Linked DNA regions of Homo sapiens: region 1 is linked to region 2. Evidence: read pairs that join two places in POLR2A ChIA-PET (ENCODE). Cell type or tissue: B cell. All regions are shown on one strand. Each heading gives the region's core, and the rest is flanking DNA. Links, peaks and the distances in the headings are about the cores only.

What was found. ChIA-PET counts read pairs that join two places held together with the same protein. Peaks named below come from ENCODE experiments on the same cell type or tissue, not always from the same donor. Only the 100,000 strongest peaks of a DNase experiment are listed, where the experiment ranks them.
Region 1: POLR2A ChIA-PET joins it to region 2 with 6 read pairs; 3 of 35 experiments call an interaction of 5 or more read pairs at or near these places.

What each region holds. Positions count from the first base shown.
Region 1 is chr22:17,326,221-17,331,595 of GRCh38, reverse strand. No RefSeq gene overlaps it. Among named protein-coding and RNA genes, the nearest start is that of CECR2, 41 kb to the left of the region's middle. RefSeq lists a silencer at 896-1,073. In B cell, for the core only: no CTCF peak of the experiment used is centred there; no DNase peak of the experiment used is centred there.
Region 2 is chr22:17,176,717-17,182,091 of GRCh38, reverse strand. It overlaps ADA2 (adenosine deaminase 2), which reads left to right. Exons shown (of 10, transcript NM_001282225.2): 9 at 70-272; 10 at 516-3,302. The coding sequence ends at 609. Among named protein-coding and RNA genes, the nearest start is that of HDHD5-AS1, 20 kb to the right of the region's middle. In B cell, for the core only: no CTCF peak of the experiment used is centred there; no DNase peak of the experiment used is centred there; H3K27ac peaks cover 1,214 bases.

The DNA of each region.
Region 1 (5,375 bases), core at 143-5,142, 150 kb before region 2:
CGACTCACTACAACTTCCACCTCCCCAGTTCAAGTGATTCTTTGCCTCAGCCTCCTGAGTAACTGGGATTACAGGTGTGCACCACCACACCCGGCTAATTTTTGTATTTTTAGTAGAGACAGGGTTTCACTCTGTTGGCCAGGCTGGTCTCGAACTCTTGACCTCAAGTGATCCACTCACCTTGGTCTCCCAAAGTGCTGGGCTTCTGGAGGCGGAGGTTGCACTGAGCGGAGATCGCACCACTGCACTCCAGCCTGGGCAACAGAGCGAGACTCTGTCTCAAAAATAAATAAAATAAATAATAAAGTAAAGAAAAACATTATTTAAAAAAAAAAGCGCTGAGCTTACAGGCGTCAGCCACCGTGCCTGGCCTATTATTATTATTTTTTTGAACAGAATCTTGCTCTGTTGCCCAGGCTGGAGTGCAGTGGTGGCACAACGCCAACCTCAACCTCATGGGCTCCAGTGATCCTCCAGCTTCAGGCTCCTGAGTAGCTGGGACTACAGGCATGTGCCAGCACACCCGGTTAATTTTTAAATTATTATTATTATTTTTTGTAGAGACAGAGTCTCACTATGTTGCTCAGGCTGGTCTTAAACTCCTGAGCTCAAGGGATCCTCCCCACTCAGCATCTCAAAGTGCTGGGATTACAGGCGTGAGCCACCACGCCTGGCTAATTTTAAAAAATATATATAAATACAGATGGTGGTTTTGCTATGTAAAACAGATGTTAACATGTAAAGAAGTGCTGCAATGAATTGTTTTGATGAGAAGAATCACCACTGAAAATGTATTGTACTTACACTTTTTTTTTTTTTTTTTTTGAGACAGAGTCTTGCTCTGTCGCCCAGGCTGGAGTGCAGTGGTGGGATCTCCGTTCACTGCAAGCTCCGCCTCCCGGGTTCACGCCATTCTCCTGCCTCAGCCTCCCGAGTAGCTGGGACTACAGGTGCCGCCACCATGCCCGGCTAATTTTTTTGTATTTTTAGTAGAGACGGGGTTTCACCGTGTTAGCCAGGATGGTCTCGATCTCCTGGCCTCGTGATCTGCCTGCCTCGGCCTCCCAATTTACACTTTTTATTTTCTTTTTCTTCTGCCCAGGCTGGTCTCAAACTCCTGGGCTCAAGCAATTCTCCAGCCTCAAACTGTGCTGGGATTACAGGTATGAGCCACCATGCCTGGTCTTTTTGTTTAAGGTACCTTACATACATACAAAAAAAGAAGTTTGAAAGAATTGTACGAGTTAAATCATTGTATGAATTTAAACATTTGAGAAAAGCAGATGCTAACATGTAAAGAAGTACTGCAATAAATTGTTTTGATGAGAATAATCAGCACTGAAAATGTATTGTATTTACACTTTTTATTTTCTTTTTATTTTTTTGAGACAGAATCTCACTCTGTCGCCCAGGCTGGAGTGCTGTGGTGCGATCTTGGCTCACTGCAACCTCCACCTCCCTGGTGCAAGCGATTCTCCTGCCTTAGCTTCCTGAGTTACACTTTTTATTTTCCAAATTATTCACAATAAGCATGAATAACTTTTACAACAGGGAAATATTATTTTAAACTTAATTAAAATAACAACTCCTTTTATTATTTTTCAATTTTCTACTTTTCTTTTCTTTTTTTTTTCTTTTTGAGACGAAGTCTCCCTCTTGTCCCTCAGGCTGGAGTGCGATGGCATGATCTTGGCTCACTGCAACCTCCGCCTCCCGGGTTCAAGAGATTATCCTGCTTCAGCCTCCTGAGTAGCTGGGATTACAGGCGCCTACCATCACGCCCGGCTAATTTTTGTATTTTTAGTAGAGAAGGGGCTTCACCATGTTGGCCAGGCTGGTCTCGAACTCCTGACCTCAGGTGATCCATCCGCCTTGGCCTCCCAAAGGGCTGGGATTACAGGTGTGAGCCACTGTGCCCAGCTACTTTTTAAATTTTTATATATAAGCATGTATTATATTTAAGCCTTCTATAAATTTGAATTTCAAACATGAAGGAAGGGTTTTGCGTCTATTAGCTGTCCCTGTGTACTCCCTGATTAGGTGATCATGGTGTCTCCTCTGCTAGGTGAGCATCTCTCTGGTTATCTCTGTGTGTCCTGCATATTCAGAGTCACTAAGTACCACCCAGAAGCTTGACCATTTTTTGAAGGGTAGGAACAAGTCAAGACTGGCTACCCTTTGGTGTTTTGATTTCACCATGGGAAGCTTGCATCACGTTGCTAGTTATTTGTACACAGCCATCTGCCCTGCACTGGACAGAGCTACCCTGAAGTGTGTCAACAGGCTGAGCAGGTTTGTCAGCGGCTGCTGTTACTCAGTGGTACAGAACATTGCTTGAAGCTGAGCTTCTAGGGACAACCCACTCGCTGCCATCCTGTTTCCCACGCAGCAGTTGTGCATGTGTGCTCCTCTTAGTCAGCCTCTTGGTGTTGCGCTCAGCCAATGGAATTGCAAAGTATTTAGCTCCTGTGCAGGTAAACCAGCTGTGTTCTTCCACCTTTCTTGTTGTTGATCTTGTCTTGTTTATTAAGTAAGTATGACTCAGGAATGAAGTTGATGAAGCTGTTAGAGAAATTAGATATGAGGTCCAGGGAAGGCAGAAGTCATAAAAACATAAAACCTTATCTGGGCTGGGCGAGGTGGCTCACGCCTGTAATCCCAGCACTTTGGGAGGCCAAGGCAGGTGGATCACAAGGTCAGGAGTTTGAGACCACCCTGGCCAAAACGGTGAAACCTCATCTCTACTAAAAATGCAAAAATTAGCCAGGCGTGGTGGTCTGTGCCTGTAATCCCAGCTACTCGGGAGACTGAGGCAGGAGAATCACTTGAACCCAGGAGGTGGAGGTTGCAGTGAGCCGAGATCCCGCCACTTCACTCCAGCCTGGGCAACAGGGTGAGACTCTGTCTCAGAAAAACAAAAACAAACACAAGCAAACAAAACAAAGCAAAACAAAACAGAAAACCCTTATCTGGGCTCTATGGATCTTTAACATAGTCTGAAATTATATGTCAGCTATGTTGACACCATGCATACTGTATCTCTGCCAGCTCCCCCAAAGACAACCTGGTCCTTCCTCAGACTGTTTTCTACCTAGGTCTTTGGTGTATGCCTGGGCCCTAATTAAGTTCAGGGACTGTTTTTCAAATCTGTATTGCTTGCTCACGATTGTCCTTGGCTTTATGGATTTTTCCTGGCATATCTTGTCATGTCTCCTACATTTTTTTAAAATAGACTTTATTTTTTTGGAGCAGTTATTTTTCAGACTTTATTTTTTAAAAACAGTTTTAAGTTCACAGCAAAGTCGAGCAGAAGCTACAGTGATTTCCTATATACCCTCATCCCCTGCATGCGTATCTGTAGCCTCCCATGTCATCAACTTCTTCCACCAGAGGGGTGCATTTGTTACCATCAATTAACTGGCATTGACACATCTCTACCACACAGAGTCCATGGTTTCCATTAAGGTTCACTCTTTTTTTGTTGGTTTTTTTGGGGACAGAGTCTCGCTCTGTCTCCCAGGCTGTAGTGCAGTGGCATGATCTCAGGTCACTGTAACCTCTGCCACCCAGGGTTCAAGCAATTTTCCTGCCTCAGCCTCGTGAGTAGATGGGATTACAAGCACATGCCACCACACCTGGCTAATTTGTGTGTGTGTCTGTGTGTGTGTGTGTGTGTGTGTGTGTATATATATGTTTGTTTGTTTGTTTGTTTGAGACAGAGTCTTGCTCTGTTGCCCAGGCTGGAGTGCAGTGCTGTGATCTTGGCTCATTGCAACCTCCACCTCCCGGGTTCAAGCGATTCTTCTGCCTTAGCCTCCCGAGTAGCTGGGACTGCAGGCGCGTGCCACCATGCCCAGCTAATTTTTGTATTTTTAGTAGAGACGGGGTTTCACCATATTGGCCAGGCTGGTCTCAAACTCCTGACCTTGTGATCTGCCTGCCTCTGCCTCCCAAAGTGCTGGGATTACAGGCATGGGCCACTGCACCGGGCCCATTTTTTTATTTTTAATAGAGACGGGGTTTCACCATGTTGGCCAGGCTGGTCTCGAACTCCTGACCTCAAGTGATCTGCTCACCTTGGCCTCCCAAAGTGCTGGGATTACAGGTGTGAGCTACCATGCCTGGCCTCCGTTAGGGTTCATTCTTGACGTACATTCTATGGGTTTGGAAAAATGTATAATAACATCTATACACCATTATAATATCATATTAAGTAGTTTCACTTTCTCAAAATTTTTATTTTATTTTTAATTTTTTGTGACAGGGCCTCACTCTGCTGCCCAGGCTGGAGTGCAGTGGTGCGATCTCAGCCCACTGCAGCCTCTGCCTCCTGGGCTCAAGATCCTCCCACCTCAGCCTCCTGACTAGCTGGGACTACAGTGCATGCCACCACGCCTGGCTAGTTTTTGTATTTTTTTTTTTATAGAGATGGGGGTCTCACTATGTTGCCCAGGCTGGTCTTCAACTCCTGAGCTCAAGCAACCCGCTGGCCTCAGCCTCCCAAAGTGCTGGGATTACAGGTGTGAGCCACCACACCCAGCCTTAGTTTTTATTTCTTTCTTTCTTTCTTTTTTTTTTTTGAGACAGAATCTCGTTCTGTCACCCAGGCTGGAGTGCAATGGCATGACTTGGCTCACTGCAACCTCTGCCTCCCAGGTTCAAGTGATTCTCCTGCCTCCGCCTCCCGAGTAGCTGGGAGTACAGGCGCCCGCCACCACACTCAGCTTATTTTTTTGTATTTTTAGCAGAGACGGAGTTTCACCATGTTAGCCAGGATGGTCTCGATCTCCTGAACTTGTGATCCACCTGCCTTGGCCTCTCAAAGTGCTGGGATTACAGGCATGAGCCGCCGCACCCAGCCCCAGTTTTTCTTTTTTGTAGTACATCATATGGTCAGAAGCACACAGTTTGGAGTCTTTATAGATTGGGTTCTTTTCACTTATTAGGTTGATGCAAAGGTTATTGCGGTTTTTGCCATTGAAATGATATTTAAATTTCCTCCATTTCTTTTCATGGTTTGATAGCTCCTTTCTTTTTAGAACTGAGTAATATTCTGTTGTGTGGATGTACCACAGTTTATTTTTCCATTCCCCTACTGAAGGACATCTTGGTTGCTTCCAAGTTTTGGCATTTATGAGCAAAGCTACTATAAACATCCCTGTGCAGGTTTTTGCATGGACAGAAGTTTTCAGCTCCTTTGGGTAAATACAATGGAGGTGGATCACAGGATCAAATAATAAGATAATATTTCTTTTTTTTTTTCAAATGGAGTCTTGCTCTGTTGCCCAGGCTGGAGTGCAGTGGCGTGACCTCAGCTCACTGCAACCTCCGCCTCCTGGGTTCAAAAGATTCTCCTGCCTCAGCCTCCCGAGTAG
Region 2 (5,375 bases), core at 223-5,222:
TCACCTCACTTGTGACTACTCTTTTTAGGGATCAGAGTTCATCTTTCTCCCTTCCCTCCTATTGCGCAGGTGCTGAAACTGGTGTCTGACTTGAGGAACCACCCTGTAGCCACTCTGATGGCCACTGGGCACCCCATGGTGATCAGCTCTGATGACCCAGCTATGTTTGGTGCCAAAGGCTTGTCCTATGATTTCTATGAGGTCTTCATGGGCATTGGGGGGATGAAGGCTGACCTGAGGACCCTCAAACAGCTGGCCATGAACTCTATCAAGTGAGTGTCCTGTGTCCTCCCAGGTCCCCCGCCTCCTTCCAGCCCGCAGCTTGTGTTTGCCTCTCTGGAGGCTTGAGGCAGATGCCTCGATGGTTCCTGTGGGTTCCTTCTCATCATGGCTGTTTAGTCCTTGCTGCTGGCCTGGGGAGAGTGCTCTGCAAGGCTCTAATGTCCTCTCAGGCTCCCTGCCCCGTTCCCCAACCCCTGCCCTGAGGCTGACCTGGGCTCCTCCTCTTCCTGCAGGTACAGTACCCTGTTGGAGAGTGAGAAAAATACTTTCATGGAAATCTGGAAGAAGAGATGGGATAAGTTCATAGCAGATGTGGCTACAAAGTGAGGAGAAGCTAGCCAGCCCTCTACAAGCTGTCTTCTTGCACACGCTGTCACTTCCTCTCACTCGTTCTTGAATCAGCTCCATGTGCCCATGAAATCAATGGCCTCTGTATGGAGCGACCCTGTGAGAAGCACTTGGCTGGCTGAGCAAATTCATCCTCTGGAAATATTCTCTCTCAGCCACAGTGACATTGACCCTCTTGGTTTTCTCCTGTCTCTGGCCATTTCTTCCAGTTTCCCTATTTCAGAGTCTTCTCCTCTCTCTGATCTCTGTGCTGTTTCCTCAGGACTCAGTCCTGGGCTCTCTTCTATTCTGGTCTCTTTATTTTTTTATTTTTGTATTTTTTCGAGATGGAGTTTTGCTCTTGTTGCCCAGGCTGGAGTACAATGGTGCGATCTCAGCTCAGTGCAACCTCCGCCACCCGGGTTCAGGCAATTCTCTTGCATCAGCCTCGCGAGTAGTTGGAATTATAGGCATGTGCCACCACACCCAGCTGATTTTTGCATTTTTAGTAGAGACAGGTTTTCACCATGTTGGCGAGGCTGGTATCCAACTCTTGACCTCAGGTGATCCACTCGCCCCTTGGCTCCCAAAGTGCTGGAATTACAGGCATTAGCCACCATGCCTGGCCTATTCTGGTCTCTTTAACTCTCTCCTCTTTATTTCTCTTCTCTCTCTGTACACTTTTCCTGGGTGGTCTCATCCATTCCTTTGCTTTTTCATACCATTTATTTGTTAATGATTCCCACATTTATTTATGCACTTGGAGAGCTCACAGGAATCTCAGAAACTGATGAGGTACAATTCTGAACCCTCAGTCTCTTCCCTTTAAACCTTTCTTTTTCTCTACTTTAATTTTTCTAAAGAGTGTCTTGCTATGTTGCCCAGGCTGGTCTCCAACTCAAGTGATCCTCCTGCCGCAGTCTCCCGAAGTGCTGGGATTACTGACATGAGCCACCACACTCAGCCCTTTAAACCTTTCCCTGGCCTTTCCCATAGCTGGTGAAGGACACCTCCATCCATTCCACGCAGTTGCTCAAAGCAGAAATTTTCAGTGCAAGTCTTGATGCTGCGCCGTCCCCCACTCCCTACATCAGAACGCATCCCTCATCTGGACTCCAGCGGTGGCTTCTTGATGCTGCGCGGTCCCCCACTCCCTACATCAGAATGCATCCCGCATCCAGACTCCAGCGGTGGTGCTCTACCTGCACGCTGTTGCCAAGTCCAAGCTACCATACTCCTGCCTGAGCTATGACAACAGCCTCCTCACTGATCTCCCCTTTCTTCCCTTTGCCTCCTCCAGCTCATTTTTCACAGTGTAGAATGACATTTTGTTTGTTTGTTTTGTTTTGTTTGAGATGGAGTCTCGCTCTGTTGCCCAGGGTGGAGTGCAGCGGTGCGATCTCGGCTCACTGCAACCTCCACCTCCCGGGTTCAAGCGGATTCTCGTGCCTCAGCCTCCTGAGTAGCTGGGATTACAGGCATGCACCACCATGCCCGGATAATTTTTGTATTTTTAGTAGAGATGGGGTTTCACTATGTTGGCCAGGCTGGTCTCGAACACCTGACCTCGTGGTCCACCCGCCTCGGCCTCCCAAAGCACTGGGATTACAGGCGTGAGCCACCCGGCCTGGCCTAGAATGACTTTTAAAAGATCAAATTAAATCAGGTCACTCCTTTGCTTACAACGCAGTGCGTTTAGAGGTACACCCCATGTCTCCACAGGGCATACAGCATCCGATTTAATCTGGATCCATTCCGGCGCCTTCCTCTCCCAGTCACCCAGAGGGCCCCAACCCCGGCGGCCCTTTCTTCCTCAAATGTCCTCGGCTCTATACCGTGCCTGGGTCTTTTCTCTTTCTCTCTGCCTGGAAGATTCCTTCTTTCCCCTTTTGTCTTGCCCACTCCTGTTTACCCTTCAAGTTTCAAGTTCATGTCACTGTCTCAGAGAGGTTTTCCTGTGCTCGCCCTGTTTCTCTCAGGAAGCCTTGCTCTTTTCCATCATGCCTCTAATCACAGCTTATAATCGGATATTTATTTCTGTGTCTACAGTCTTGCCCTGCCAGACTGTATGCCCCATGTGGGCAGGCGCTCATGATTGTTTCTGATTGTTTCACGCATGCTGCTAACCCAGAGCCTGGGCCCAAAGCTAGTTAGTACTCAATAAACAATGCATTGAATGAGTGGCTGTCACTGTGTCTGTTCAGCCAGCTGCCAAGGCAGAGGGGAGTAGAGCAGAGCCGCCCCAAATAAAAGACCTCATGTGATCAGAGTCCAGCTCCTCACCTGGCCTTGGAAGAAGGATGCAAGAAGCCACCTCTGTCCTCACCCAACTCAAGGATGGCAGGGAATCAAAGAATTCCTCAAAAGCCCCAGGCGAATGTCCTCTCATCCATCTTCCATGACCTGTACCTGAGCTCTCAGACAGCAGCAAGCCCTCTCTCCATTCCTAGTTTATCACCATTTGGTTCCTGGAACTGGGAAAAAACAGCAACCATAAGCTGTGCCTGGATGGAAGAAGACAACCTCTAGGGTCCTGTCTAACTCTGCAGGTGATTCAGTGCCTTACCCAATCCCTGAAGATCTTTTAGGTCCCAACTGCGCAGGGGACCTCCAACACAGGCAGACGCAAACAGCCTCTGGCCTGGACTTGCTGTGATCTCTGATTTGGCAAAATGAACCAGCAATAGTCTTGCCTTTGTGCTTTGTGTCCAGTTCTTCCTTCTTTTTTTTTTTTTTTTTTTTTTTTTGAGACAGAGTGTCTGTTGCCCAGGCTGGAGGGCAGTGGCGCGACCTTGGCTAACTGCAACCTCTGCCTCCCGGGTTCAAGCAATTCTTCTGCCTCAGCCTCTCGAGTAGCTGGGTTTACAGGCACCTGCCATCACGCCTGGCTAATTTTTGTATTTTTAGTAGAGACGGGGTTTCACTGTGTTGGCTAGGCTGGTCTTGAACTCCTGACCTCATGATCTGCCCGCCTCGGCCTCCCAAAGTGCTGGGATTACAGGTGTGAGCTGCCACACCCGGCCTTTTTTTTTTTTTTTTTTTTTTTTGGAGACAGTGTCTCACTATGTTGCTCAGGCTGATCAACTGATCTCAAACTATGGCCTCAAGTTATCCTCCTGCCTCAGCCTCCTGGATACCTGGGATTACAGGCACTAGCCACCACATCCAGTCTTTAAGCTTTTAAATTCAACTTACAAAGCTTGTTAGTTCTTCCTTCTTGACTTTATTCCTCATTGCATAGGCCTAGTCCTATTGAACTAAATGTCCATGGAGCATTTATCTGATCATTTTGAAATAATTTCAAAAAGTTGCAAGAATAGTACAAAAAACTCTTACCAGGCCAGGCACAGGGGGTCACGCCTGTCATCCCAGCACTTTGAGAGGCCGAGGCGAGTGGATTGCTTGAGCCCAGGAGTTTGAGACCAGCTTGGGCAACATGGCCAGACCTCATCTCTACTAAAAATACAAAAATTAGCTGGGCATGGTGGGGTGTGCCTGTGGTCCTAGCTATTCAGAAGGCTGAGGTGGGAGGATTGCTTGAGCCCAGGAAGAGGAGGTTGTAGTGAACTGAGATCACACCACTCCACTCCAGCCTGGCCAATAAAGCGAGACCCTGTCTCAAAAAAACAAACAAAAATAACAACAACAACAACACAAACCTCTAACATTCTCTTTGCCCAGGTTCCCCCAGTTATTAACATTTTACAACATTTGATTCCATATATCATTCTTTCTCTGTTTCTAATTGCTCTCTCTATATATCCTATTTTTTTTAACCACTCGAGACTAAGTTGCAGATATTATGCCTTTTATTCCTAGATTCTCCAGTGCACATTTCCTAAAGACAGTGACATTCTCCTATGGAGCCACAGTACATCCAATCAAATCAGAAAAGTATTAACATTGAAAAGACGCTAGTATCTGGCTCTGGCCCTGCTGAGCTTTGTTTTGTTTTGTTCTTGGTCCAGAACCCAATCCAGGATCACAAGTTACATTTAGCTGTCAACTCTCTAGTCTCTTTCAGTCTGAAATAGCTTCTTAGTCTTCCTTTGTGTTTTGGAACCTCATTTTTGAAGAGTACAGGCCAGTTACTTCATAGACTATCCCTCATTTCAGGTTCATCTAATGTTTCCCTAGGAAGAGGCTCAGGGGATACCTTTTTGAGAGGAGCACCTTGGCAGCGAGGCTTTGTCCTTCTCAGTGTACACACCAGGGGCACATGAATGGGGCCAAGTGTTATACTTCCAGCTTGTTGTTAAACCTTTAGGAGTCTGGAATTGGTCTTGATGGGAATTTTTTTTTTTTTTTTTTTGAGACAGGGGTCTCACTCCATTGCCTAGGCTAGAGTGCAGTGGCAGGATCGCTGTTCATTGTAGCCACTACCTCCTGGGCTCAAGCAATCCTCCTGCCCAGCATCCAAAGTAGTTGGGACTACAGGCGTGCACCGCCACCTCGGCTAAGTTTTCTTTCTTTTTACTTTTTGTAGAGATGGGATCATGCTATACTGTCTAGCCTGTCTCAAACTCCTGGCCTCAATCCATCCTCCCGCCTCGGCTTCCCAAAGTGCTGGGATTACAGGCATGAGCCACGACACCAGGCTTGTGGGAGTTTTTGTGCCACAAAAATCAGCAAATGTTACAAATCCATGTCCCCACCAGCCAGCTGTTACACATTTGCCAGCATACTGATGCATACAATGTTAATTTGTCTCAATATGATACTGACTTTGATCGCTTAAGTTGATTTCTGCCAGAATTTGCCATTGC